Linked DNA regions of Mus musculus: regions 1, 2, 4, 5, 6 and 7 are each linked to region 3. A link is a loop called in an ENCODE intact Hi-C map of the cell type or tissue named here. Cell type or tissue: heart. All regions are shown on one strand.

Region 1 (4,000 bases), 81 kb after region 3:
CCACCAGCTCTCCTGTTCTCATACCCTCATGGATCTGGGCTTGGGGGTAGCTGAGCTGGTCAGCCCACCAGCTCTCCTGTTCTCATACCCTCATGGATCTGGGCTTGTGGGTAGCTGAGTTGGCCAGCCCACCAGCTCTCCTGTTCTCATACCCTCATGGATCTGGGCTTGGGGGTAGCTGAGCTAGCCAGCCCACCAGCTCTCCTGTTCTCACACCCTCAGGGCCAGCTCCTCTGAGGTACCCACACACCTACCTTCTTATGTGGATGTTTGTGTGGCAAGCATTTTATCGATTAAGCCATCTCCTAGTGCCTACGTTGCAATTAATTGACTTGCTTGATACAGGCCCAGGAGTCCAATTTACCTAAATAATGAATGTCTTGTTGGCAATTCACCTGTGACATACTGCCACACATGCTGGTTCATAAAGTGTGCCCTAGCCTTCCCTGTTCTATGTCCTTTCTTACACAGAGCACATGGCATTGGCTGAGGCATCCACAAAGAGTCTAGTTGAAGCCACAAGTTTATCTAGCATTTAAAAACCATCGGAGTTCAAAAGCAATTTCTTATCTTGGGAGTGAGACCCAGCAGCATTAGGTCTGGGAACATAATTTACTTAAACTGGGCTCAGGGGTTCCGCTCATTAACTCCTAGACAGCAAGACAGAGAGAGTGAGTGGCTGTAGCCTACCATGCCTGGGCTGTCATACTTGCTTCTGGGAACTTGACATTTAGTGGTCTTGACAGCCTCTGAGCCGAGCACTCCACTGTCACATACCACGGCAAACAACAGCACCTTATGTCGAGTGACCAGAAATGCGTTGGAGCGTAACTTTAGATGTGTGTAGCTCACACAGATGAGGAAGGACGGTGCTGCTCGGGAAGGCACTCAGTGTGAATGACGAGCCTGGCTCTTAGACTGGGTGAGCAGGATGGATGCCTCCAGAGGACCTCATACCCGGGGCAGGAGCATCGGCTGTGCCTGATGACAGTCACTAAATCTATAAGAAAATGGGTCTCAGAGCAGCGGGGAAAGCTCAGTGGATCAAGTGCTTGCTCAGCCAGCGTGAGAACCAAAATTGACATCCCCAGAACCCAAATGAAAGCTCTACAGGCGTGAGGACTCGCTTTATGCCCCACCCTTAGGAGGCAGAGACAGGGGAAGCTGACTACCGTGACTAGCTGGAATCAGCCAGCCCTGACTCTGTTTCAATAAAGCAGAAGGTCTTCCAGAAGGACATCAACTTTTAGCATGTAATATACACACATGAATGTGTATCCATACACGTGTGAGCTCAAGCGCAGGCATGAGAATACATACACACAGAGAATATGGATCATTGACAGCCTCCGAGCCACACTCCACTGTCACAAACCACAGCAAACAACAGCACCTTATGTTGAGTGACCAGAAACGCACTGGAGTGTATGTCCACACAAGTGGACATACTGTAAAATTAATACGCTTGTTTTCTTACAACAACAAAATTGTTTAGTGTCTGCTGTCAGACACAGAAAATGCAGAAATGACTGGCCTTTGGCACCGATCGGTCCCACGCTTATATTTTAGGAGTAGCTAAAATTTCACAATATATAGGAGATATTGCAAACAAATCTAAGAGAGATGTCTCATGGAAGTGCAAACATCAAGACCAGGTTCAGATCCTCAGGTCGCATGTAAATGCTGAGCTGCTGGCAAGGCTTGAGGGGTGGAGACGTTCGCTGAAGCAAGCTGACTAGTTAACCTAGGCAAATTACTGAGCTCTGGGTTCAAGTGAGTGTCCCTGTTGCAATATGTATAGAGGACAGTGACCAGGGAAGACACTGGACATCACCCACACATGAACATGCCAACACATGAACCCACACATGAACATGCATTTGTACTGCATACGTGTGCACTCTACACTTTCTAACACACACACATACACACATATGCATACACATACACATATGCAAAAAAAAGACATTTAGAAGGAGCCTAACAGTGGAGCAAACAATTTTGTGTTAATAAAAAAGGAAGGGCAGACTCTACTGGAATCAGTAGCCTCTGGTTTCTAATATACCTTCTCAAGCACACATCCTGCGTGACTCTCTCTCTGTCTGGGTATGAGGTATTCCTAGGCCATCCTTGGTGAACTTGTTTACTTAGGAATCCAGGATATCAAATGTCCCCACATTCTCCCATTTGATGAGCTCCCAGCCCCACCTCTACCCTTCCACGCCTATAATAACTTCAGGCTCTGGGAATGGGTCAGTCTGTGAAGTGCAATAACAGATATCATGGAGTGTGTTTATAATCCCAACACAGTGGAGGCGGAGACAGCAGGGGCCCTGAGGTAGCTCACCATTCGTTCTGCCTGATGGTTGAAGACTAGATGAAGTAGTCAGAGGGACGCCATTCCCCCAGGAGCAGGATCTCCCACAGGACAATCCCACCTCCTCTCTCTCTGCCCCTACCCATCACTATACATTGGTTTCTAGTCAACCCATTACCAGATAAGTATCAAAGGAAAGCAGGACATTGTGGTATATAGGAGGTGGAGACAGGAAGTCAGGTGACGTCATCATGGACTATGTCATACACGTGAGGCCAGTCTGGGTGAGACCCTCATTTTTGTTTTCCAATACCAATATTCAGCTAACGACATAGCTACCCCTTCTAAAACATTTCCCTATGGATATATCTCCTGCAACATCCCTCTCCCCAAACCTGTTTTCAGGAGCTAAAGATTAGTTTGTGTTTTCTAGAGTTTTACATAAATAGAATCGTGTCATCTATACACTTCTTAAACTCTTTCATTTAAAACTTCTTCATTCAACTCACTTATTTTCAGGCTCACCCAGATATACCACCTACAGTGATAGCGTTGCTGCATAGGATTCCATATGGGGATTGTGCCTTCATTCATTCATTCATTCATTCATTCATTTAATCTGCTGCTGGTAAACCCTGGAATTGTTTTAAGTTTGGGCCATCCTAGTGTCTCTCCATATACAGTGTCTGTGAACTCTTGTGTGAGAGACTATGTAGACAAATGCTTCCTTTTGTGTGGAAGAAAGTTGAGTGCCTAGAAACAGAATCATGGTTTGATCCTGTGCAGGGTTACGGTTAAAAAACCTGTGGTTCATGTGGTATCTCAGCTGCTTCCGGTAGGACGATGTGAGGATTGTTGGCATGTTATTAAAGTGTGTCGAGTCCTATAGGAAAAGCACACAGCCCAGAGCCGTAGAAAGGGAACGCAGGCCAAGGGAGCGAGCTGCGGCTATAGGAAGCAGTTAGCACCTCTCATCTTAAGGCTGTGCCTCCTATCCTGTCCCCGCCAGAGAACACTTCTCTCGAGAACTCTCCCCCCAGACAATTCCTGTGTGTTCCTCCAATACTGGAACCCCAGGAAGGATTCCCACGATCCAGTGGGTTCTGCCTGTGGAGGCCCTCATCTCCAAACCCCTGCACAATCCAACAACCTAACCAGCCTGTCTCTCCTTTCTCCAGGGGACACTTGAATTGGCTCCAGCTCGATCGGAGAGTCCTGGAGCATGACTTCCCCAAAAAGTCTGGGCCGGTGGTTCTGTACTTCTGTGTCAGGTAGGTACCCCTGGGACACCTCCCTGCTTCCATCTCCTTGTTCTTCATCAGAAGAGTCTAGAAGGATGAAGAGACTAAAAGGAAAGTGCAGACTGAGTGTGTCTTGGTCTGTGATTAAGGATAAAAGTCATAGCACAGCTGTATTCCAAGAAGAGGAAAACTCCCCGTATGGTTGTTCTGGGTCCAGCAGTGTGTTAGGTGGTCACAGACTGTCACACAGACTGTGTGAAGGCTCGTGTGCCAAATGAAGATAAAGCTTTATTTTAGGGAAGAGGATGGAGAGAGTCATATATCTCAGAGTAAACTGAGTCTTGTATTGTGTAGTGAGTCTTGATATTCTTTTCAATGCCACTTAAAGCTCTATATTAAGTCTCTGTGGTTTTTGTTTCTGTCACAAATGCCACTGAAATTC
Region 2 (4,000 bases), 91 kb after region 3:
CAATGGTGTCTTATTGGAGGTGCCTAGCTAACCCGACCTTGCCTTAATTCAGCTGGGTCCCTGGTTACAAAGTAAAGCCTCTGAAATCCTAAGCATCAGAGGCACTTGGCTGCAGAAATCCACAGCTTACCATCCACATTATTATCACCCCCTCTTCACCACCGAAAGTCAGCGTTCCAAATGTGACATTTGTGTTCATTACAAAATGAAACCACTGGCCCGTTTAATTAACATTTGCTGTAAATATTCAGTGGTTCCCCAAGTGCCAAGAGGTAGCTAGCTGCAAGAGTGGCAGCAGGGCAGGGGCCTGGCAGAGCTCTCGCTGGCTGACGTCATCTGGATAGAGGTCAGTGTGTTACAGCCTTAGCTCATAGCCTCTGTGAGGTAAAAAAGAGATGCCATTCCCCAAGGCTGCAGGCAGGTCTAGATGTATAATCATTCAAGCAACCAGAATGGAGTACATACCTCAACTTCAGACTAGGATAAAATACTGAGTCCCGAGTCCTCTGAGCTGCTGTGGGTGTGACATGGCTCCTGGAGGTTACCATTCTGGCTGGCTTTGACCTCAGCCTAGACGGTTGCTCCTTTCAGCTCAGAAGAAAGCACTAAGATTATCCCTGGTGTGTGTGGAAAATAACTTATTTTAATATGTACATTTTGTGGGCTGGAGAAATGACTGGCGCGGGGCGGGGGAGGGGGGGAGTAAGACTGAATAAGCTGAGGGCATGGCCAGCTCAAAGGTATGGTTAAGGGGAAGGGTTTATTATAGGTGTGAGGAAGAAAACAGCCAGAGGCATCTGGAAGAGCATAGAGCAGAGAAGGCAATAGAACACGACCAGCAGACTGGCTTTGACCATGGGGTTAGAGGAGAGAGAAAGAGAAGGAGAAGACCAACATGGAGCAAAATGGAGAGGGGGTGCTGAAATAGCAGGGCTATAAAGAGAAGTGAGTATCTGGGGAGGGAAGCCCATGAGCTAAAGGCAGCGCTGAGAAGAGCCAGGATGCTAGCATGGACTCTGAAATGTGTGCTTGTACTTGTGATGCTGGGAGCCTGGAAGCCAGCGTGCACTTTAGTATATGAGTAAGCACCACAGATGTGTGCCTTGTGCCAGTGATAAGGGGATGGCTCTTTGGTAGAGAGGGAAGCAGCTTCATGGGTTCCTGGGGAATGCTGGCTTTTGTCTAGCCACCAGAATTCAGGGAAATGGAGTTTCCTTTGGGCCTGACAGCTGCCAGGCCTGGTGACCTGAGTTCCCTCCCTGGAACCCAGGTGGTGGACAGAGAGAGATGACTCTGCCAAGCACTCCTCTATCCTCCACAGACACAAGTGCATTCACACACAGGGAGGGGTTTGCCTTGCTGTTCAAGTATGATGAAGCCAACAGATCAAGGGTTGAAAGTGTCCTGTGACAGAGCCCAGGAGAAGAGGTGATGTCACATGGTGCCGGGAGAGTTGGGAGGCAAAGGGGGGAAAAGAAGGCAGTATCCTCTACTGGGCTTTCTATGGAAAGCCACTGCCGCGCTGGGAAAACAGGCTTGGGATTGGCTAATTTAAATGACTATGATTTCAATGGGCTTTCCAACCTAGGGCCTTTCCCATGTCATCTGGAACATGTCTCTGGTCAGAAAGGTAGGGGACCATGAGAGAAGAGATGGTGGCAGCATTTGAGAGTCAGTAGAGGTTGTAGAAGTGAGACTTTGGGCCCCTTAGTCATATTTGAGAGTTAGAGCTCTGATGGCCATGGGTAGCTTACTAGCTGTATGAACTGGCTGACTTTGAAGCCAGCAAGGCCCAGACATTCACGCATTGTAAAGATACGGTTAATGCCGAGCAGACTTGGGGTTGCCTGTATAGACCCTTGCAGCGGAAGATACATCTTTTGTTTTCCCTGGACTCACTCAGAAACTCAGAAGGTTCTTTGTAAACTGTTTGAGGAAGCCATCCCTTCCCTACATGGGCAGTTAAGGAGGAGCAACAGTGCCCCCTACTGACACAGAGGACCACAAACCAGATGTTCATAAAAGCACCAGACCTAGTTTTTTGGAGGGGGAGAGAGGAAAGGGCAACCTCAACTTTTCTTGCAAACCATCGAGTCCCCTCATTTCCCCAGAAATCTCTTCAACCTTGTGCCCGGCCAGGGTGGGAATAGAGATGTCTCGGGTCTCTTTTCATCCAGACATTTCACTTCAGAGTTTCCTAGCACAGATCGAAAGTTCAGGATGAATTAAACGCCCAAGGTTATGAACAAACACATGCCAGGCCCCAAGCCTCCAGGATTTTCCAGTCTGTTGTCTTGGTGATAAAGGTTAACAGGAAACTGCTTTCCGATTTCTGTCAAGAGGAGGATTGCTCTCTCTCTCTCTCTCTCTCTCTCTCTCCCTTTCCCCCTCCGCTCCCCCTCCCCTCTCCCTCTCTTGCTCTCCCTCTCTTGCTCTCCCTCCCTTCCACCTCTCTCCTAGCCATGCTTGTCATTTCTGCACCTCCTTGGACTTGACTGCCAGATGGTAGACGTCCATGAAAACGGAAGCGGGCGCCTGAGACAGCAGGGCTGCCGCCTCATTTACTTCTCCATTACCGCAGCGCGGAAGGGAGAAGTGGAGTGTTGGGCTCTTAGGAGATAGTCTTCAGGAGAAACCTGGGGCTGAGGAGGGGGGCTGAGGAGGGGGGTACACAGGACATCTCTGTGCTTTAGTTGAGGACTAAGGCAAACGGGATAAAGACACAGGACTTGGAAAACTGGGCTATTTCAGACCCCGTGGGCTTCCACTCAAACATTACTATGGCGATAAGCCTTCCCTGCCAGGCTTGGGAGGTCACTGGTGGGTTTTTGTCATTAAGAGACAAGCAAATCAGCAGCCATGCTTTATCCACTTTCTGTGTAGACAGGGAAAGACAGGAAGTAGCCTGAAACCTGGCTGTGTTGGGGGGTGAGACCCCACACCTGAAGTTTTATGACATTTTGCTTATCATTTGTTATTTCTTTGTCCTTACTCTTTCTCTGCTGATGTGGCTTAAATCTGAATTATACACACGCACACACAGATAGATACACACAGATGCAGACACATGCACACACACATACACACAGAGAGACACAGACACACATATACACACAGAAAGACACAGACATACAAACACACACACATACACACACAGAAACACACACACAAGCACAGACACACACAAACACACATGTACACACATACACACAGACACAGGCACACACACACATACACACAGAGAGATACACACACACACAGATACAGACACATGCACACACACATATACACAGAGAGACGCAGACACACACGTACACAGACATACACACACACATACACAGAGAGATACACACACAGACACATGTGTAAACACACAGAGAGAGACACAGACACACATATACATACAGAAAGACACAGACATACAAACACACACACATCCACACACACGCACGCACACACTCACGCACATACGTTTGTTGAATGTTCGGACCCAACTGGTGCTGCCATTTGGGGACATTGAGGAACCTTTGTGACATGGGACTTATCTAGCAAAGGCAGGTTGCTGGAGGGAAACCTTGGAGGATATATTTGTCTTGGTTCCAGCCTGAGCTCTGTGCTTCCTAAACCATCCACGAAAACATGAGCAAACCTTTCTGAAAGCCCCCTCAGCTGCCACACTGTCCCTGCCACGCTGGACTGGTGTCTCCAAACATCAACCCCAAATGAGTCCTTCCTCCTTTTCATTGCTTCTGTGAGGTGTTCCTTCACAATGACAAGAAAGTAGCATACTACCCCTTAGGGACTCTGACCAAGGTGGGACAGACTGAAGAAAAGCTGAGCATCAAAGTTAGCAGTTATGTCAGGCTCTGTACTTGATCTAGAGGCACAAAGATAACAGTGGTATGCCCCACCCCTCCTGGAGGCCTGGGTTGTCAGAAATGACAGGGCTGAGGGAAGTGTACTGAGCAGTGCCCCAGGAGCTCAGGGGAGGGGCTGTGCT
Region 3 (4,000 bases):
AAATGCTTACATGATCAGCACCTTACCAGCTGAGCCATCTCCCCAAGCCACTCTCTAGGAACTTCTGAGTGGAATTCATTACTTTAGGCTAGGTGATCGATCCATGAATGTAAGGAAAGAAGAAAGGAGAGGGGATCCCCTGTCCCTGCTTGAGGCTTGGGGGTGAGTGTAAGGCCACCCCTGTCCAGGAACAAACCTGGAAGAGGATTTCCTGATGGATGGGACTTCCCATGGCATTGCAATCTCAACAGCCAAGGTGACAAAGCAGCAGGGGTCTCAGCTAAGGACCTGAAGAGAGTGTGGAAAAGAAGTGTTACAGGATTGAACATCAGCTCAGCTTTGCAGTCAAAACAGGCTGGAACTGGAAATGGCCTACTTGCTTGCAACTCAGTATTTCCCTTAGCATGTGTGAGTTCAGTCCTCTGAACTATAAGAAATAAAGTGTGTGTGTGCCCATGTGTTTGCACGTGTGTGTGTGTGTGTGTGTGTGTGTGTGTGTGCCAAGAAATAAAGCTGCTTCTGACAGTACCAGCAGAGGAAAGGGGCCCCAGCCTCATTGTGAAAGAGTTGGGCTTTGTATTTGTTTAGAACCATTTTTTTTCCAGAGCAAAAATCTGATTCAAACCCAGTTTCACATTCCTTCTTGATCATATCAGCATGAAATGAGACTGGTGGCCCTTAGTGCAGATCCTTAAACACTCACCCATCAGCCACCCCAACAGTACTTGCAAAATATTTCTCTCCTGTTGGGTGTGAGACCTCTGAACTGTCAGAGATTCTCACAGCAGTCCTTGGAAGAGAATCTAGAAGAAGGAAGAGACAATTGGATGTGAGCTAGAGCCTGTAGCTCAGAGATAGAGCTTTGGCCTAGCACCAACAATGCCTAGGTGTCACCCTCCACCTAAATGCAAGGATTTGTTTTCTTGATAAAAGTTTGTGAGTCTTCACTGCCGGGGTAGCCTGGCAATCATGGTGGTGAAGTGACTTCCCTTTTGCTAGGGTAAGATGAAACCTCACCTCCGACCTGGAGGGTTGATGGATGCATTTTGAAAACCAGAGATGGCCAGGTTTTGAACAGAGATTTAGACAAGTATTATTTTGCTAAGTGGATGCTTGTGCCCCGCTACTTTTATTTTATTTTATCAACTGTGTTTTGACAATTCATGGGGGATGGAAATGTGTCTAAAGCAATTTGAGCTCATCAGGCAGTAAACATTTAAACATACAATGTGAATTGAGTTATTGTTCTTGTGAGTTCTTTTCTTGCCTGTTTTTGAAAGGGAGCCCTGGCTGGTTCCCTTGCCTCCCCCAGGTCTCTTGCAATGGAGGTCTCCCTCTCCTAGGGACATAGTGAATCCTTGACAATAGCCCTATGACTGGGTTATCTTATAGCAACCTCCATTCTCCCGGAGTTAAGGGGAGATTAACATTCAAGACAATTGGACTAGATCGAGGGGGGATGGGGGGGGAGAGCTGCGCCTCCAGCCATCGGATCTGCATTCTCTGGCTCGCAGGGTAGGAGAGGGCTTGCGGCATGGGCTGGGGCTGGGTGGGTTTGGGTGTCTTGTAATGAAAAGGGGAGTCCTCCAGATCACAATCATCCTCCTTAGCATCTCCTTAAGCGCTTCAGATGAGCGCAGCCTCTCTGGTCTCCGAGCTAACTTTGCGTAGCTTGCGGGTGCGGCTAGGATCACTGGGAAAGAAGCCAGAAGCGGCTCAGGGGGGTGACTTGGGGTGTCCTTGGCCGGATTGGGCGCTAGGGAGGCAGAAGATCTCATTGTTGTCCTGGGATCCAGTGGCGAAAGGAGGCCCCTCCAGCGGGCCCGCGCTCAATCCCTGCTTCGCAAGCGATCGAGCGGCCACCCCGCCAGGCTCCGGTGCGCGGCACCATGCGGAGGAGCGGGCACCGCGGGCAACGGGTCTCCGCGCGGGAAAGGGGCGGGCTGGTGGCCGTGCGCCCTGGCGCTGGGCCAGGCTCGGCGTGAGCAGCGGCGCGAGCGGGCGATGGGCTGACGGAGCCCCGTGGCGGGCGCGGCGGGGACTGGGGTGGCGGCGGGGGCGGGGACGGGGACGGGCGCGCCAGCACCGGCGGGGCGGCTGTGGGCGCCTCGGAGGAGGCGGAGGCGGCGCCGGGCTCCCCAGGCCGCCTGGTAGGCCAAGGGCCTGCGCCCGGGACGAATGGGAAGCTGGTTTCCGTGGACTAGCCTCTTAGAATCCGAAGTTCCTCGGCTCCTTTAGAAGAGCACAAAAAATAAAAGGTAACGTGTCTTTGTTTCCTGGTCGCGGTGGCGGGGGAGCGATTGATGATGCTGTACTTCTGAACCCATTTTCGGGGCTGGGCTGGGCAGCAGGAACCTGCCACTTCTTTTCTGGGGGCTTGGGGGCTTTCATTTCGCGTCTGTTACATTTTTAAAATGCAAGCCCCACGTGGGGCAAATACGATGCTACCTTCTACCAGCCCTTCCCCCTACACACACACACACACACACACACACACACACAATCACACACACACACACGTTCCTTTGGCATCACAACCCACACTCTGAATTTCACATGGAGAAATAAAAGGTTTCTATAGTCTTAGCTGGTTGGGTTTTTAACCCCCACCCCCCCCCCGTATACAGTCCTTTGGGTGCCGGAGAAGGCTCTTCACAAGGTGGCCGGAGGCCGGGCAGCCTCAGCTGCGGGAGCCTGATGAGAGGAACCGGCTTTTCCTTTCCAGATGGCTGCAGAGTTTGATGCAGTGAAAATGGGAACTGGTGAGGGGAGAAGAGTAGGGAACCCCCGTTTGTACCCGCTTCTTTAAAAAAAGGCTAAATGAGGTGCGTTTGTACTGCAGGCAGCTGCCCAGATGTTGGTGTACATTGGGTTTTTAGGAAGGTCTCTCCAGCGCGGCTCTTTGAAAGGCGTGTGGGCTGCCTGTGTGTAACCAGTAACTCACTGCCTTTCTCTGGTCCCTTGCTTGTTAGCAGAGTAACTGCTCAGTCAATTCAGACAAATTTTGCTAAATTTCCAAGGGATGGCTGTTCTAATAATAGCTCTAACCGTGGCTCCTTAATAGACATCCTCATTTTGAATGATGCAGCAGTGCCAGCTCTCTGGGAAGCGTAGCTTGCTGAGCGCTGAGCTCCAATGCCTGGAAAGGACTCCCTGACCCCACCATGAATGGACCAGGCGTTGCCTCCCCTATGAATGGAACATCCCAACAGAGGCCGCCTCTGCTGCTCCTGACTCCTTTCAGTTGGAATCCTCCCCGAACCTGATGAGAGGGATGCTCAGAAAACCTAGACAGGCACATTTCTAAATATAGGATGGTCCCTGTTCAGTTTTGGATTGATGGCTGCGTTTAACTGCAGGATGGTTCCACTGCCTCTACCCCCAACTCAGCATGGGCTAGCCTCAGCCTTTCCCTAAACCTTTTGATTGATGTGTGGGAAAGCACCAGTCCAAAAAAAAAAAAAAAAAAAAATCAAAAACCCAGGACAAACTGCAGAGTTCATGAAAGGCGGCACAGGCTCTGGGGAAAGTACCTTTAGAGCTGGCTGCAAATCTGCGTCCCTTAGACTTCATGAACCAGGATATGCATGCCTGCATCAAAACATGCAACAGAGTGCTGGGGCCTGGAGAACATTTCATTGTTTGTTGTTTCTGGTCTTTCAATTGCATTAAACTCATTCATCGCTTTTGGCCCCTAAAAATCAGAGTCTCAGATCAGCAGGAAGTCTGGTTTTAGTGTCTTAAGTGTTACTTGACTCTCACAACCTTGAGTTCAGGAGACGGGCTAACTTGTACATTGTCTTCTGTAGACTAAGTGATCCATTTTCTTGCCAGCGAAGTTTTCCCAAGCACAACAGGAATAATAATCCTGTGGCGATTAGATTGGACCGCATTTCATGCTTAGACGTCACAAAGCCTCTTCCATTTACTTTAATTGGAGGTAATATTTGGACATGGTTTGAAATGACGATGTAGGGTCTAGTAAAGGAACATAAAGTTG
Region 4 (4,000 bases), 54 kb before region 3:
ACCCTGGGGTTACAGGCATGAGCCACCCCACCATGCCTGGCTTTGAACTTGGCTGCTGGGGGTTGAACTTACCTTACACTTGTGTAGTAAGCACTCTACTGACTCAGCCAAACCGTTCAGCCCTAAGTTAGACATTCTTGGTAACAGCAGGCGACATTTATTTAATGTTCAATCTATGTGTGTTTCACATGTACCAAGGTAACCTAAAAAAGGAGATTCCTCACTGTCCAGCTTTATGCAAAACTGAGAAAACTGTTTTAGAGTGATTTGAATCACAGGGTCAAGGGCACACAGTGACATGTGAGGGATAGGGCTAGGTCTGAGAGCTGTGAGCTCTGCAGAGGTCCGGCCCAACACCTTAGGTAAATGCCTGGTCTTGGGGAGCCTGCTGGAGAGTCTGCTGACTCAAGGGAAACCTATCCCCAGGGAGTGCCATTTCCTTCTCGAGTGCTGAGTGCTGTCTGCTGTCTACATACAAAGCCTTGTTCATCTCAACTTCAAACTTAGTTGCTTCCTTCCACTGTCCTTTGCCTCTCCCATCAGATATGCTAATTGGTGCAGTGGGTGTGGTACTGAGATCCAATAGCTCTGGGGCAAATCTCAGTTTTAGCACTTAATTGTATGACCCGAGACTTTTGACTTTGCCTCCCTTTCTTCCATTGTGACATAGCGTTGTTTTTTTTTTTTTTTTTAAAAAAAAACCAAAAAACAAAAACCTCAATAACCTGTAGTACTGAGATCTCATAGGCAAAGATCTTCCTATTTCCCTTCCCCTTCCTTAACAAGTAGCCATTGTTGTAAATGTCACCACTTTGTAGTCAATTAGCCAACCTGTACTGAATTACATACTAGTCAGAGAGAGAGAGAGAGAGAGAGAGAGAGAGAGAGAGAGAGAGAGAGAGAGAGGAAGCTATGCATTCGGTACAACTTTTGAAGGAGCTGGGTAAATCAGTGAGGTCGGTAGGGGAGCATAGGGCACATGGCACTAGCCAGCAGTGGTCAAGAGAAAGGATGGCATTAACTACAGCGGATTTCAGAGGAAGAAGGAGCCAGTGCTCAGACAAGATTCAGAGAGGAAGTAGAAGGACAGACAGGATTTATATAGGCTCTGGGGGAGGGGAGGATGTCTAAACAGGAAAAGCAGTGCATGCAAGAAGAGAACATGGAAATTAAACACAGCGTTCATGGTTACACTACACAACCGACCTTCTAAGGGGCTTACGGAGAGCGGCAGAAGGGGCGTTGGGGGAGGGCAGGAAGATGCAAAGGCACAGAAGGAAATGAAGACAATGAGGACAAGAGGATGCTTGGGATGTGCCTTAGTGGTGAAGCACTTGCTTAGTGTGCACAAGGCTCTAGACACACCCCCAGCACAACAATAACAACAGAAATCAAACAGAAAAACAAAGCAACAGCAGACGTGGTTGGGAAAGAAGGCAGAAAAAGGCTGGATTTCACCAACTCTATGAATTAATATTGCAAGCAGACATAACACCAAAGGTTCTCAGTTCCCAGCTGGATTCTAAATCCTAAGACACTGCTTTCCTGGGGAAGCAGTGTTCACACTTTATACATTGTGCACTGTGTGCACTTAAAGTAGTAGCCAAAAAGGAGACGGCTGATTCAAAAGATAGCAGCAGGGAGGAAGTATACAGACATCTCCATCAAACCTGCACACACACATACACACATACAGATCTCTCTCTCTCTCTCTCTCTCTCTCTCTCTCTCTCTCACACACACACACACACACACACACACACACACACACACACTTCTGTTCTGTCCTTCAAGTCATCTGCTGGGATAAGAAAGAGTTGTTCTTGCCCTTAACCGGTTTTTGCATGACCCAGTGTTTCACAGCCAACTGACTCCTTTTAAGACTCCCTAAGCCAGTAGTTTAACAAGAATGTTCTAGATAAGCAGAGACTCAGGTCTCAGGCCCAAGGAAATGTCCACATAGGGAACCAGGGGGTGGTTAGAATTAAATGTAGAGCACATTGGGAATGAATCTCCATTTCTGAAAGTGTTCAAAGCCCCCTTTCCAGCCTGTGTTCTGTTTCTCAGCCCACCTCCTGCTGTTCCACAAACTCTTAATCCTGCTCAAAAATTCAAGCCTGTTCTTTGGCTCTTAAAACTCACTGGGGAATCTTCTGCTCAGTTAGTGATGTGTTATACTGCTGGGAAAAATAGAAGACCATGAACTACAGCTGTATTTTTTTTTTCTATCATGAGTCCCAAAGACAAGCTCTGGTGAGTTTAATGTCAGGTTGATGGCTATAAGGGGACTTTTAGGGCAAAAGGCTCAGATTCCGTAGCCCCTATAGGCTAAGTTCAGCCACTATCCCAACTCACCAGTGAAAGAGACACAGTCATAGAAAGCAGAGACGTGAGATGTCATCAGTTTTAGGAGTAGGAGCAGTTCCAGGGCTCCAGTGAATGCCAGTTCACTTTTAAAGCATTAGTGTGAGATGTAGGCCTAACTACAAGAAGAATTGGAGAAGAGTACAGGTTTATATAATTAAACAGGCCTGTCAAAGGGTGACCAAAGACCATTGTCCCAGCTCAGCTCTAGTTAAGACGTTATTATGGCTATCAGTGGGACAGGGGACAAGCCTGGGTTTTACAAGAGGAGTTCCTCCAGAGTGTAGCCTTGCCACTGCAGATAACTATTGGGCTGGGTGGGCTCTGACGTTGGAGATATTGCTGTTCCTGGAAACCAAGGTGACTGCAGATTTAGGACAGTAATTTATCTCTGCCTTCTTCGAAGAGGGAGGAACAAGCAAGCTTAACCAGATAGACACTGATTAGATAAGGCAGAGTCAAACAAGAGTGTGTGACAGAGACAGATGCAAACTGAAAGCAGAGACATCAGGCCTCCTCCATCTTGTTGCTACTTACCTTGTGTGCCCACACAGGGAATCAATGCTTTTTGGCAAAGATGGCTTCTGAATGATATGGGTCCAGGTCCCACGCCCACCATTTACCTGCTGCATGAATCCAGCAAGCTGATTGGTTGTATTGATCTTCGGTTTTATTTCCTGGAACGTTGGGGTCACAATCAATTTCATATAGGATCATTCTGCGTTCAATTTACCTATGTAAAGTACTGGGTGCATCTTGCAACGCTCCTAGTATCCTCAATAAAGGGTGGTTGTTTCCTTATTGACCCTTTATTCATCTTGGAAACACCCCTGGGAATCCTGCCTTCCTTCTCAGGTTCTTGGCAGCAGACACTGAGATGCATTTGAAAGGAGTTAAAATAAAAACCACCTGGACAGTTTTTACTTGCATCACCAACTCGGAAGCACATGGTGCAGGGGCAGGAAGACAGGCGTGTTCTTCGAGAGTGCTGCCTTGTGTCAAGCATCAATGTCCTCCTCCCAGCAGCCACCGTCCCTCCTCCTTACTCTGTGCCTTTCTGAAAGGGTGGGTACCTCTACATATGGAAAACAGCTTCTCTGTAGGGCCTATAATATGCTAGAAATTCCAAAACAGAAAAGACCCCAGCAGGGCACTGGCTCCACACTGGCAAATAAACCTGCTATCCCGCACCATCAATGGTACTGCAATGTGCTTTCAATTATGGAGGGAACTGAAGTCCTAACTTCAAGGAATAGTTTCTTGCCCCATGCAGAAAGCCTGCAGGGCACTGTCTTGGTTCATCAGCCCAGTGAAGGCGTCTAGAGTCAAAGGGAACCTTCTCCATCTGGGTGACATTGTCAACCCCAGCAGCTACCAGTTCCTCCACAGTATATCTGTCCTTGACTAACTTGGGGCAGGAGGACAGTGGGTCACCTACCCAAAATGCATTCAAGGGTACAGTCATGAAAATCAAGTCAGATGATAACTTTCTCTTGTGCCATTGAGAATGATTCATGATTTGCTCTGTTCCTGTGACATTTGAAAAATGGCACCTGTCTAAAAAAGAAAATTGTGTCCATGGGTAAAAGAATTGAAATAAAAGTCCTTTATTAGAAGGAAATTTAAATTGCTTTTA
Region 5 (4,000 bases), 74 kb after region 3:
GGCCTCTCATTTCAACCTGAAGGAGAAGGAGTACTTTGGAATAGCATTCACAGATGAGACGTAAGTGCTGTCCAGAGCCCACAGACCCCAAACAAAAGAGCAGGATGTCAAATTACCCTCTCTCTGCTGTGCACAGCAAAATCAGGCTGCAGGCCACTTGGGTCCCATGGGGGCTACAGGGTCAGTCCAAGTTCACCATCTGAATTTCAAAAGCCGGTGATCATGCCTGGAGTGGCCAAAGGATATAATTAGATAGATGCTAATATTATGAAATTATTAGGTAATGTTCTTTAACCAAGCAGATTTGTGTTCAGATGAATGTCTAAAATGTTTATTTTTTTTAAAGAGTAGATCTGTGTGGGTTTAGTCTTTATTAAGGTTAAATGAAAACTTCTGGAAAGTAAATGTTGCTCTCCAGTGTTGAAGTAACAATAACAGGAAGTGGACTTGATGATAAATTCAGAGTGAGAGATGATCTGGGCGAGTTCACACTCTAAGCTGAAATAGAAGACAGCATCAGAGTTCCTATCGCCCATCTGAGGTGAAATGTTTGTTTTCAGCAACCTTCCAGTTTGCTGGGTACCATCATGTTATATAATAAAGGAAGGCATAGGCTCCATGGATGATGTTTCAATCTCTTACTATACTGTTACCAAAGAGTTCAGTGAAGATTGGCCCAAATTCTTAGATAAGGATATCTAAGCTAAGGACTGGGGGTGCAGTGAGGGGTGAAGCACTTCCCTAGGCATGTGTGGTCCTTGGTTCCACTGTAACTGGATGACAAATGTCTAAGAGATGTCAGTAGTTCCTCCACACAAAGAACTAAAATGAGTGGGGCCAGGCTGGAAGTCTATTAACCAGATGCCAGCTTGGGTCTTTACAGGACTCCTGCATCTTCGCCTTTCCCCTACTGGATATGCCTAGACACCTGCCCCCACAGCTTCCCACAGTTCCTCCTCTCAGTGTTTTCTGGGAACAAGAACTAACCATCTCTGAGAGCCTGCTCGTACTTTCCCTGTCTGCCCACGTTCTTCACACTCTGCTTCCCCCCCTCCCCCCCCCCCCCCCCGCACCAGGAAACAAAACAAAACAATAACCTCCTTTAGACAGATGTTCCCGAAATCTCCTCTGTCTGTATCTATGCCCGCACACCCCTGTGCATGCTCAAATGCCCAGGTGAGGTTACTGGCTGGCAAGGCCAGTACAGTCAAGCCCAGCCCCCAGGAATGAGGTGGGGCCATTGAGGTAGGATGGAAGCAAGAATAGGCAGCTTCTGTGTTGGTCAGTAGGAAAGCCACCTTAGGCGACCTTGGCTATGGTTGATCTTGGAGATCTGTGAGTTTGCAAGATGTCCACACGTAAGCCTGGGGCTCTGACTTCAATCCCCAGAATTTAAGTTTAAAAATAAAAGCCAAATTTGGTCCATGACACATGTAATCCCAACATAGGGAAGTGTATTAGAAATTCCAGCCAGCAAAGAATCAGCCATGAGCTCAGACAGGAAAGCTGTTCTTTGTTTAGGAGTGGGCAGGAGCCCAGGCTAATGCTCTGGGAAGGCCTGGCAGTCCTCCACAATTTCTTACAACTTTTACAGCTCAGCTGAGCTCAGGTGACAGTGTGGCCACCAGAGGACAGTCTCTGAGTCCCATGCCTACCAAAAGGAATTTCTGTCAAGCTAGGCATGTGCACAGAAACAAATTGCAGACATGAACATTTTACAGGTAGACATTTTGAAGCTAGCATTAAAAGCATACAAACATTTGAAATGACAATAAAAAAGTATCCTGTTTTGTTAGGCACAGTGAGTGGCACAGGGCTAACAAAGTCTCAGGGCTTTAATCTCAGGGGGCAGCAGTGGGAGGATCCTACAGCGTTCCAGGACAGCCCAGCTACCTAGAGAGACCCTGTCTCAAAAACAAAAACAAACACATAAAACCTAACAGCAATAATGATTTCTTAGCAAACAGGATCTGCTGTAGAACCTTACGGTACTCTGGCAAGTTTTTGCCTTCCCTGGATACAGAATGTGAACAGGTTGGCAGAAGCCAGCATACTTAAATAAAATTTTAACTCATTTTAATTCTGCACACTCCTTTTTAGACAAAGATTTGCAGTAGTCTATCATAGAATAAAGTACTGATTTGATTTTCTTAGGCTGTATCTATAAGCCTACAAAATATATGTTCATATCACCTCCTCAGAGACAAACTGACCTCTTGGGCTCACTGTCTCTCCAACTTAACCTGTTTGGCAGTGAGAAACCTTAGCTCAAGAAATATGGTTGGGGACTGGAGAAGTAGCTCAGCAGTTAAGAGTGTTTGCTGTTCTTCCAAAGGAACTAAGCTTGGTTCCCAGCACCCACAGAGGGGGACTGACAACCATCAGTAACTGCAGCTGGCCTCAGATGGGGATGATCTGGCCTCTACAGACACCCACACATACATGCACATGAAAGTAATAAATAAAGATATCAAACTTTCCAAAAGAAAGAAGAAAGGTGAGCAGTGACTGAGTAACAAAACAACAAAACCCAAGCTATCCTGACTCCCACATGCACACACACACATGCACACCTGTACACACACATGTGCACCTCACATAAAAGTGACTTTTGGAGCAGTGGTGTGGACAGAAGCAGAGGCAAGGGCAAAGCCCGAGCTTACTTACAAAAGGAGTAGGGTCAGTCCTGGGGCTGCAGCCCATAGGGCACCGAGGTAGAAGGCAGTCTTGCTGGTCTTCTCTGGTCTAGACGGACCTGCACCAGCAGACCAGGAGAGATGCAGGCAGGTAATAAAGAAGAAATGCTTTAAATAGCACATGTGTAGAAAGAAAAACTGACTTTCATGAACACAAGCATTCTCTCCCGTCCCTGCTGAGAATCCCCAGAAGCATGATCCCCTAATTACTCTCCATGCCGCCACTGATTGGAAGGAAACTGTAAGTCTCAACTAATCACAGCCCCATTGTTCCCATTTCCCAAGTTAGTTTATTCCATTCAAGAAGACTATGAACTCTGGACAGTCCCAGTTAGACTTCCCGGAGTCAACAGGAGTCAAAGAACTTGCATGTTATCTTAGGCCAGAGAGGAAGAAGCCTATATGCTGAGGATGACAGACCACAGCCCTGAGAGCCAAGAGCAATTGATTAGACGGATGAAAAGGGGAAAGGAGGACACAAAAGCCACACCTCAGAGGCAGGAGGGGCACACCCCAGAGTCTGATGGCCATCCTATAAGCCTTTGTGGGAGCTGAGCTCTCTGGAGTCTCTGCTGGCCTGAGAGCCTGCCTGCCTGGGTGTCTGTGCATTCATTCATGTAACGCACATGTACAGAAGGCCCTCTTGAGAGGAGCATCGTGCTCCCCATAGCAGGAACTCCCAACCATCCTTCTGGCTGGTCTTGAGACTGCACAGGCCCCTAACACCTCCTCCCATATCTGAGTGTGAGGCCATCTCCAGCCATAGCACCAGTAGCCGGCCACCATCATGAAAAAGAGTTGGGCCACCTGTTGGTCACTGAATGCGAGCTGGCAGGTATGTCTGGTGCACTAGGGGACTTACAGCAGGTGTCAGTCCTAGAGAAAGTCAAGCCTCTGAGAGACAGGCCAACTGGACAAGGGCCAGGGTGACTTAGGGGACAGTCCTTGGTGGCCTGATAATACCTGGGCCTACATACATCTCTGGGCCTCTCTGGTAATCGGAACATTTCTCCTTTCCATTTTAAGAAAGGGAAGCACTAAGGTCGCCCCTTGGACTTGTGCCTGGTGGTGCTCTGGGTCTGTGATTCCTAGGTCCAGAAGCATGAGCTTGGCTTTTGCTCTGCTTCTCCATGCCAAGAAGTGCTAACACGACAGTCCCCTGCATGTGTGTGTGTGTGTGTGTGTGTGTGTGTATACGCACAAGTACACACATGCAGCTGCTGATAATCAAACCCAGGACCTCAAGTATCATAACCACAGAGCCACATCCTCATCTCAAAAGGAAACATTTTAATAACTGTGTT
Region 6 (4,000 bases), 67 kb before region 3:
AGTCTCGGAGAGTTAAGAAAAATCGTTGGAATGTCATGGGGATACTGGCAACGGACTCTGGAGCTCTCTCCCCGCCACTTTCTCGCCCTGGAATGTTTCTGCCTCACACTCTTTTCGGTTTTGTCTGGACCTGCCAGAGAGCCAGCAGTGTGCAGGACTATAGAGAGACAAGGATAGGTGGTTATCTGCAGGCCAGGGTTTATTCCTCCCTGGTGCCTGCAGGGTCCCCAGAGACTGGGAGACGTGTGCTAATCCTTGCAAGAAAACAGTCTCTCCAGATTAGCCAGGGTAGGTAGTGGGAGAGGAGAGCGAGGGGAAGCAGAATCATTTTGACTGCATTTTTGCCTTGTCTGATTAGATCTCAGTGACTCTGGGACTTTGCATTACTAAAGGAACACAACCCCCGTATGTAGGCCTGGGAACAGAGGGGCCAGGGCAAGGCCTGGAGCTGGCATGGCTGCTGGGCTGTTGGGCTCTGAAGACGTACCATGTAGCTGGGACCTTGCTTGCCGGCTACTAAGGACTTGCAGGGAAGGAAACCTACATCGTCTGCAGCTGATGTTAAAACCGTGGTGCATCCCCAATGCTGTCTACCAGGTAGGACCAAAGCTCACTTTGCTTTGCTGTGGGGGAGGGGGACAGGTAACAGAGGAGGATCAAGAGTGACCAGCATCTTTCCTTGAGGCTGGGGAACACCTTGCCATCAATTAGGATCTGGATAACCTTAATGGAACATCCCTTCCTAGGTGCCTGGGCCCATGTGAGGTGCTCTAAGTTCAGTCTGCAAGGTGACCCTATAGAAGAGGGTCACCAGCTGAAGGACGGGGTTATTAAAGAATGCATGTTGCTTTAAATTCATCTAGCATGCAAGTGGCAGAAGCCAGTGATTTAAAGCATGGTATCTCTGGCTGTGGAGACTAAGCAAGTGCTTTTTATGGGTTCCAGATTCCCAAGCAAGGTCTGATGTTTTCTGAGCAATGTGCACACAAGTTACATGTGGTGACATTCTTGGGTAAGAGACAGATGTGACTCTTCACAGCAGAAGGCTGAGAGGCAAGAGCACCAAGGAGGAACCCTGGGGCTTTCCTCAGCCCCTTCTCCTTGTGTTGGCTCACTCACACAGGATTCTCTGGAATCAAACACTTGGACCCATGTCTCACTCAAACCTATGAGAAATTTGCTATTGGGGTTTTATCTCATGGATGGGACATAGGTTTGTGAGGGTGCACCTGTGTATATGGATGCATGTAAGTGTGGTAGTCAGAGGACAACCTTGGATGGCCTTCCTTGGGAGTTTACCTACCTGCTGTTTGGAAGAAGTCCTCTTCTGATCTGAGGCTCGCAGATTTCAACTGGACTGTGTAGCCAGGGAGCCTCGGGGATCTTACTTTACCTCCCCAGTATGGGAGGTTACAAACATGCTACCACACTTGGCTTTCTGCCTGTGTTCTGAGGATCAAACTCAGCCCCAGCAAGCACTTTCCTCGGTGAGCTATCTCTTCAGCCCTTCAGTTTCCTTGTTTGCAATGGTGGGAATGGAACCCAGGGTCTCACAGACTAGGCAAGCATTCTACCCCTGAGCATCAGCCCTGGCCCAAAGATGACACTTTGCACAAGAGGCTGATACTTCACAGTCAGTTGTCTGGAAATGTGGAACACTTCCAAAAGGAAGACAGAAGTATCTGTTTCCTGCAGCCACCAACAGTTCAGATTGGTGGCATTCCCACTTGCCAGGGAGGTGTCAGTCCTGAGATCTCCAGCCCACCCTGAGAGGGACCAGTCTGCTGGAGCTGGGGGAGGGAAACCAAATTCTTCTGGCTTCCTCTTCAAAGGGCAGTCACAGACTTCTCTTTGGCTGACAGCTTTTTGCAACCCAGTTTATTTCATTAAGTCAACTTGAGCAGGCTTGGCCTCTTTCCCCGTTTGCTGGCTCACCACGCTGTTTGGCATCAGGCAGACACAGCTGGATTTGTACTTTCTAGGTGTGATGTGGCGGTGTATAATCCCCTAATGAACCACGATGTTTAAATAGCTCCAGGCTTCATGCTCCTCTCCCCACATACAATGTCTGGGGGCGGGGGGGGGGGGGGGGTGCATCAGGGACAGTTCCTTGGTAGCCAGGCCCCAGGTGCTAGATGGCTTTCATATGGACACTCCCTCCCCGTCCTGGCCCCTTCTCTGATTATAGACACAGTTTCTGGAGATGCGCTTTTTCTGGAATTCTTGTCCTTGAAGGAGGCATACCTTTGTAGTAACCTTTGTGTTACTAGAAACAGCAGCTATGTCACCAATAAATCTTGTGTAAAATAAACTTGAGGAAAATCTCTCAAAAATGAACAACCATCATGGGAAAAAAAAAAACCTTAATCTTTTCAATGACAAGTTATGAATCTAAGGGAGTTCTGGGGGACCACAAAAACAAAATGTGCTGAGAGACTCAAGAGGAAGGGGAAGTCTGCAGGTTGATGAAATCGGAAGCTTTCCTGAAATGTTACTTTCCAGGCCAGTGCCGCCTCGTCTCCATCCTGGCATTTGGAATGATAACTTGGTCTAGATAATTCTGTCTCTGCAGACATTGCTGTGATTACAAATGAGATTGGGGACCCGGCTCCTGGCCTTTAGCAAATCTTCTCTTACCCTCTTACTTCTCTTTTGTCTTGTCAGGTTATCACCTGATATAGAGCATTGGGCTTCAAAGGGCTGGGGAGATCATTTGTTTGGTAACGTGTTTGTCACACTGGCATGAAGACCTGAGTTCAAGTCCAAGGATCCACATAAAAAGCCTAGAGGGGTAGCATAGGGTTTGAATCTCTGCAATGGTGAAGCAGAGACAGCCAGAGCCCTGGGTCTCACAGGCCAGCAGACCTAGTCTACTCTGGGACTTACAGGTCCTAGTAAGGATCTCTGTCTCAAAAACTAAGATGGGTGGCTCTGGAGGAACAATCTAATATGACCTCTGACCTCCACGTGTGTATGCACACATGTGCACATATAGCTACCCACATGTACACTCACATATACAAACACACAAATACAATTAAAAATAAAAGTAAAATTAAACTTCAAAATCAAGGGAGCTGGGTAGCCAAGCCCCTTGTTTCCCCAGAGACTTTTTCAGGCCTTCCATTAACAGCTGAAGTATATTGAAGAGAATATTGACTTATTAGCCGCCAGTCCCAGGAAAACATTCCCGTGTAACCACAATTCAATCTAGTCCAATTCAATTCAGCAGCCATTTGCTGAGTGGCAGTTATGTTACCTGAGCCTGTGGGCCTCTGGGACTGGAGGGCTGGCTTTCTTATTTGTCCCTGGTCCCTCCCTGGCCAAGCTAAGCTGGTTGGCTCAAGGAGAGAAGTCGTTTCTGATCTACACAGCCCTGTTTGCAACTTGAACTTGACTCCCATGAGTGGTCCCAGAAAGCAGTTGCTAGGAGGAAGGTCGGGATGGCAAGTCTAAACTAGTTCGCTAACCCCAGTCTAGGATAACAGGGCTTGGTTAGTATACTCCAGAGCCAACTGAGGGGGTTGGAAGAAGGAAGGGAAGCCAAAAGCTTCAAACCTGTGCTGGACCACGGGTGGTCCAAATGCCTTCCAGAATAGACTTATCAAGTCCTGGCAACTCCCACCTGCCCTGAGACCTTCATGTCCACTGGCCAGCAGAGCTGGCTTAAAGAGACATTGAAAATGATATGATCTTCATCCTCAGGAGCTCAAAGCCTCATGGGGAATTGTCAAGAACATGATCATTTCATTTCAACAAAAAGCAGCATTGAGAGACATTCAAAGAATAACTAACTGCACGAGAAGAATGTTGCCAAAAACCAAAAAACAAACAAACAAAAAAAAAACTCTGTTTTTCTCTCCTGGTCTTTGTTTTCTCCATTACAGTACCAGAGTAATAGCTTTGTAGTGTTGCAATGATGAAATACAGGAAAAACAAAAGGAAATATATATATATATATATATATATATATATATATATATATATATATATATATATA
Region 7 (4,000 bases), 84 kb before region 3:
AGATACACACCTTGGCTTAATGTCCAAGAACCACCCATTACTGGAACCTAGTATATTATCTTAGTTTTCGTGAGGTGGGGGTTGGGGAGCGGGGAGGTAGGGACAAAATGCAGAAGGCTAAGATGCTTCCACCACAATCAGGGTTACTCAGACAGGAGAAACAACACAGACCTGAGAGGTGATGCTATCACCTGGCAGTGTCTGAGAGCCCCAGACCTGGAGATGTGAGTTGTCACTGTCCTGGCATGTGTCTACCATGCCTAGCTATCCCGATACCCAGTCCCCATATTTGCACTTCCTGCAGAAAGTGCAGGAAGCAAGACAGGGCTCCCTGATGATTATCATGTGGCCAAGACACTGGCCAGGGATGGACACAGAGCAAACTTCCTGACTTCCACTGGAAGGGCCTCACTGCATGAACCAGAATCAAGGACCAAATATTGAGTTATACATTTCCTCTTCTGCTTCTCTCATGCACTCCCCAGACTTGGCCCCTGGGGGCGAGTAAGAAGGAAGATTCCGTCACTGGGCATCTGGGAAGCACAGTAAGGGTGTCCCCTTAGAGTAGGTACAATACCACCCCAATGGCTTGTCACTCACTGTGTCCCTGTCTCCCTCACCTCCTTCTGACCCATATACCTTCAGACTGATTCTGTCTCATGCCTTCAAGAACATGGCCAGCAGTAAATTCATGCACAAAGAAAATTATGAAGGGTAATTTTCCAGGGTTACATGGGCCAGCCTCGAGTTCAAGTCCAGACAATCTGAATCCAGAGAGCTCCCCAGAAGGGATCTGGGGTGAGTTGACACTGGAATGTCCCTTGATGCTGAAGCTACTGAGAAAGTATCCTTCATAGAGGAGTGGACCGCAAGAGTAAGCAGATCTTCAAATTACAGTGGCAATGCAGCCTAAAGATGTAGGCCTACAGTCCCGTCTACTCTAGAGGCTGAGGCAGGAGGATCACCTGGGTTAGAATCAGTGCAAGGCTAGCCTGGGCAACTTAGTGAGAGTCTGCCTCCACATTTAAAAGGCAGACAGAGGGCTGGGGAGGTGGCTCAGTGGCTGAGCACTTGCGTCGTGTGCATGAGGCCCTGTGTTCGTTCAGTCCCAGCAACATATACACATGCATAGAGTTTAATTTATGATAAACATGGATGTTTTCATGTATCTCGTGGTTGTCGAGCTAAAACCCCAATGTAACATAACTGCTGTCCTGTGTTCTCTCTATGATATTCACTGTGGGGCCACTTCCATTTCTCGGTCTCTTTATTTTATATTTTCTATATATTAAGGGCCTTCCTTCCCTGTTTGTTTTCTTACCCATCCCCCCATATCTGTTCCTGGAATCTGAACTTGAACTCTTTGTTTCATATGTCTGATTGGTTGGCCCTATTTACTTAGGTATTTGTGTGTTCACATATTTATTTATTACTGGGGATGCAAATCTAATTTTGATGCTGAGGTGTGGGTCACTGATAGAACGTTTGTCTAGCATGCTTGAGTCCATGTGTTCTATCACCTGCATGACTCAAGGGAAGGGAGGGAGGGAGGAGTGGAGGGAAGGAGGGAGAGAGGGGAGATGAAGGAGGAAGGGCCTATGGGGCCCGTAACACCCCCAGAGCAGAGGGAGAGAGGGGAGATGAAGGAGGAAGGACCTATGGGGCCCGTAACACCCCCAGAGCAGCAGAGTACTGGAAGAACTGGTGGAGATGGATATGCCACTAGGGGGCAGAAAAGACTCAGACCCCTGCCCCCTGTGCTTGTGAGATCTATCTCTACTAAAGTTACTTGGGGGTGGGGGCAGAGATTGTCATAGCTAAAAGCAAAGTTTCTGAAAGTCATTACCCTAGGCTGCTATGGTAAGCAGTGTTTTCTATGTATGAAGGAGTCACTTGGGATCTTGTCAAACACAGATTTCTCACAGGTTCCCAAGTAGGCTGGGGATTACAGACGATGCTTTAAAGTGGTCAAGGTCTCAAATATCACACATAAATCATTGTTCTCTCTCTCTCTCTCTCTTTCTCTCTCTCTCTCTCTCTCTCTCTCTCTCCATCAACTATCAATAATTATCTTTACTATGACTAGCTTATATGACCATTCAGGATGAGATCAGTAGCAACTGTGTAACTCACCCCATGACAAATAAAATCCACGATGCTGGTTGGTGGTCATAGGTAACCAGAAGGGACTCAGCACACTGAGGTGGCCCTTTCTGAAATGCATTACTTCCTTGGATACTGTGGACACTTAAGAGTGTTCCCTCCCTCTCTAGTGCCCACCAAGGTCTAGGAGACATTCCTATGAGCCAAAGTAGGAGGGAACCATACAGACCTAAACCATCTAAAGCCCAGAAAACTCCGGAATTTTCAAAAGCAATCGTGGATCTTTCCAGATTCTGTCTAATCTTACAGAAGTCCTCAACACAGATTAGAAGCAGACTGTGCTTGCATATATTCATCTCCTCTGTATATTGAACAAATACCAAATAAGTAGGCTTGAGACTACACATTAGCAAGCTGTCACGTTAGCTCCTAACTGCGTGCATGCATGCGTGCTTGTATGCTTGTGTGTATGTGTGAATGTGCATGTGTGCCTCTGTGTGTGTGTACACGTCTTAGCATGTGCACAGAATTCAGATGGACATTGGTTGTTCTGCTTTGTGAGGCTCCCCTTTATTCCCTAAGATGGTCTCTCCCTGAGACTGAAGCTCTCCATTTCAACTGAGCTGGCTGGATTCATGGCTGGCTGAGATTTCGTGGTCTCTGTCCTCCAACTCTCAATTGGAGACACTCAGATCCCCGCTTCTATGCGTGTGCTGGGAATTTGTCTGAACGCAGGTCCTTATGCATACACGGCAAGCACTCTTACCCTCTGAGACATTTCCATAGTCTTTCCATATCATTTTTTTATCCTGTCCCCAATATACTTGTTTTTGTTGCATGGAGAGGAGGGGAAGGGAAGCCCTAAGTGTTTGTTTTGCAGTCACAGATGACAGTAAGTCCTCTTGCTTTAGGGTGTAATTCTTTTTTCCTCTTTCCTTACAGCTGTGACCTAGTTAATTGTAGGTGGGAATCAAACGCCCAAATCATCAGGCTTTTGGCTTGGCTTAGGATCTTGCTGTTAAGTGGTAGGATGTCCTCCTTAATGACAGGAAGTCGGGTCCCCTGATCAGCAACATTTGTGTTCTTTGAGCTCAGAGATAAAGAACTGGGTGTATAAGGCTGTGGTTTCCTTGTGGTCAGGGACAAGAGTCAAGGGATAGATGAGTCTGTGACCCATGGATGAATCACTCCTGCCAAAACAGTTGAAATGTTCATCTCAGTGTTCTGGCCTGGAGTCCTCCAGTCCATGTGGACAAAGGAGAGAATGACTCACTCACTGTCCTTTTATGGCTTCATTGCTAATGTTGAGCATCCTATAGACCAGAATATGATATCATTAAGAAGCCACTTTAGCCGGGCGGTGGTGGCACATGCCTTTAATCTCAGCACTTGGGAGGCAGAGACAGGCAGATTTCTGAGTTCGAGGCCAGCCTGGTCTACAAAGTGAGTTCCAGGACAGCCAGGGCTACACAGAGAAACCCTGTCTCGAAAAACCCCCAAAAAAAGTGAGTGACGACTGTAAAGGCAGGAATGTAACACAAATAAGCCAGGTGTGCTGGCACATGCCTTTAGTTCCAGCACCTAGGAGAGAGGCAGGTATCTGTGAGTTTGAAGCCAGCCTGGTCCACAAAATGAGTTCCAGGACAGCCAGGGCTACACAGAGAAACCCTGTCTCGAAAAAAAGAAGAAGAAGGAAGAGGAAGAAGAAGAAGAAGAAGAAGAAGAAGAAGAAGAAGAAGAAGAAGAAGAAGAAGAAGAAGAAGAAGAAGAAGAGGAGGAGGAGGAGGAGGAGGAGGAGGAGGAGGAGGAGGAGGAGGAGGAGGAGGAGGAGGAGGAGGAGGAGGAGCCTTTAGGGCTGAGGATGTTGAGTGCTCATTTAGCATTCGTGGAGCTGCAG

Evidence for each region. Hi-C counts contacts between places; a loop is a spot of excess contacts. Peaks named below come from ENCODE experiments on the same cell type or tissue, not always from the same donor. Only the 100,000 strongest peaks of a DNase experiment are listed, where the experiment ranks them.
Region 1: a loop joins it to region 3, with 2.7 times the contacts of the local background. A loop is called at or near these places in 11 of 42 quality-filtered maps.
Region 2: it touches region 3 in a loop (6-fold over the local background); 11 of 42 quality-filtered maps call a loop at or near these places.
Region 4: it touches region 3 in a loop (1.9-fold over the local background); 2 of 42 quality-filtered maps call a loop at or near these places.
Region 5: it touches region 3 in a loop (4-fold over the local background); 7 of 42 quality-filtered maps call a loop at or near these places.
Region 6: it touches region 3 in a loop (1.9-fold over the local background); 2 of 42 quality-filtered maps call a loop at or near these places.
Region 7: it touches region 3 in a loop (2.1-fold over the local background); 3 of 42 quality-filtered maps call a loop at or near these places.

What each region holds. Positions count from the first base shown.
Region 1 is chr2:4,480,545-4,484,544 of GRCm38, forward strand. Frmd4a (FERM domain containing 4A) reads left to right here. Exons shown (of 23, transcript NM_172475.3): 4 at 3,496-3,588. The region is part of intron 3 of Gm39751 (a long non-coding RNA gene); the gene reads right to left. Among named protein-coding and RNA genes, the nearest start is that of Gm39751, 31 kb to the right of the region's middle. In heart, no CTCF peak of the experiment used is centred here; no DNase peak of the experiment used is centred here; H3K27ac peaks cover 266 bases.
Region 2 is chr2:4,490,754-4,494,753 of GRCm38, forward strand. The region is part of intron 4 of Frmd4a (FERM domain containing 4A); the gene reads left to right. All of the region lies in intron 3 of Gm39751 (a long non-coding RNA gene), which reads right to left. Among named protein-coding and RNA genes, the nearest start is that of Gm39751, 21 kb to the right of the region's middle. In heart, a CTCF peak has its summit at 1,992 (motif pointing left); a DNase peak (open chromatin) is centred at 1,988; H3K27ac peaks cover 1,936 bases.
Region 3 is chr2:4,399,336-4,403,335 of GRCm38, forward strand. The region is part of intron 1 of Frmd4a (FERM domain containing 4A); the gene reads left to right. Among named protein-coding and RNA genes, the nearest start is that of Gm23691, 20 kb to the left of the region's middle. In heart, no CTCF peak of the experiment used is centred here; DNase peaks (open chromatin) are centred at 1,946 and 3,156; H3K4me3 peaks cover 2,384 bases; H3K27ac peaks cover 2,039 bases.
Region 4 is chr2:4,345,263-4,349,262 of GRCm38, forward strand. The region is part of intron 1 of Frmd4a (FERM domain containing 4A); the gene reads left to right. Among named protein-coding and RNA genes, the nearest start is that of Gm23691, 34 kb to the right of the region's middle. RefSeq lists an enhancer at 3,076-4,000. In heart, no CTCF peak of the experiment used is centred here; no DNase peak of the experiment used is centred here; H3K27ac peaks cover 547 bases.
Region 5 is chr2:4,473,156-4,477,155 of GRCm38, forward strand. It overlaps Frmd4a (FERM domain containing 4A), which reads left to right. Exons shown (of 23, transcript NM_172475.3): 3 at 1-60. Gm39751 (a long non-coding RNA gene) reads right to left here. Exons shown (of 5, transcript XR_865941.3): 4 at 2,668-2,755; 5 at 1-226. Among named protein-coding and RNA genes, the nearest start is that of Gm39751, 39 kb to the right of the region's middle. In heart, a CTCF peak has its summit at 1,623 (motif pointing right); DNase peaks (open chromatin) are centred at 156 and 1,536; H3K27ac peaks cover 838 bases.
Region 6 is chr2:4,332,532-4,336,531 of GRCm38, forward strand. All of the region lies in intron 1 of Frmd4a (FERM domain containing 4A), which reads left to right. Among named protein-coding and RNA genes, the nearest start is that of Gm23691, 47 kb to the right of the region's middle. In heart, no CTCF peak of the experiment used is centred here; a DNase peak (open chromatin) is centred at 1,920; H3K27ac peaks cover 481 bases.
Region 7 is chr2:4,315,063-4,319,062 of GRCm38, forward strand. All of the region lies in intron 1 of Frmd4a (FERM domain containing 4A), which reads left to right. Among named protein-coding and RNA genes, the nearest start is that of Gm23691, 64 kb to the right of the region's middle. In heart, a CTCF peak has its summit at 1,716 (motif pointing right); a DNase peak (open chromatin) is centred at 3,229.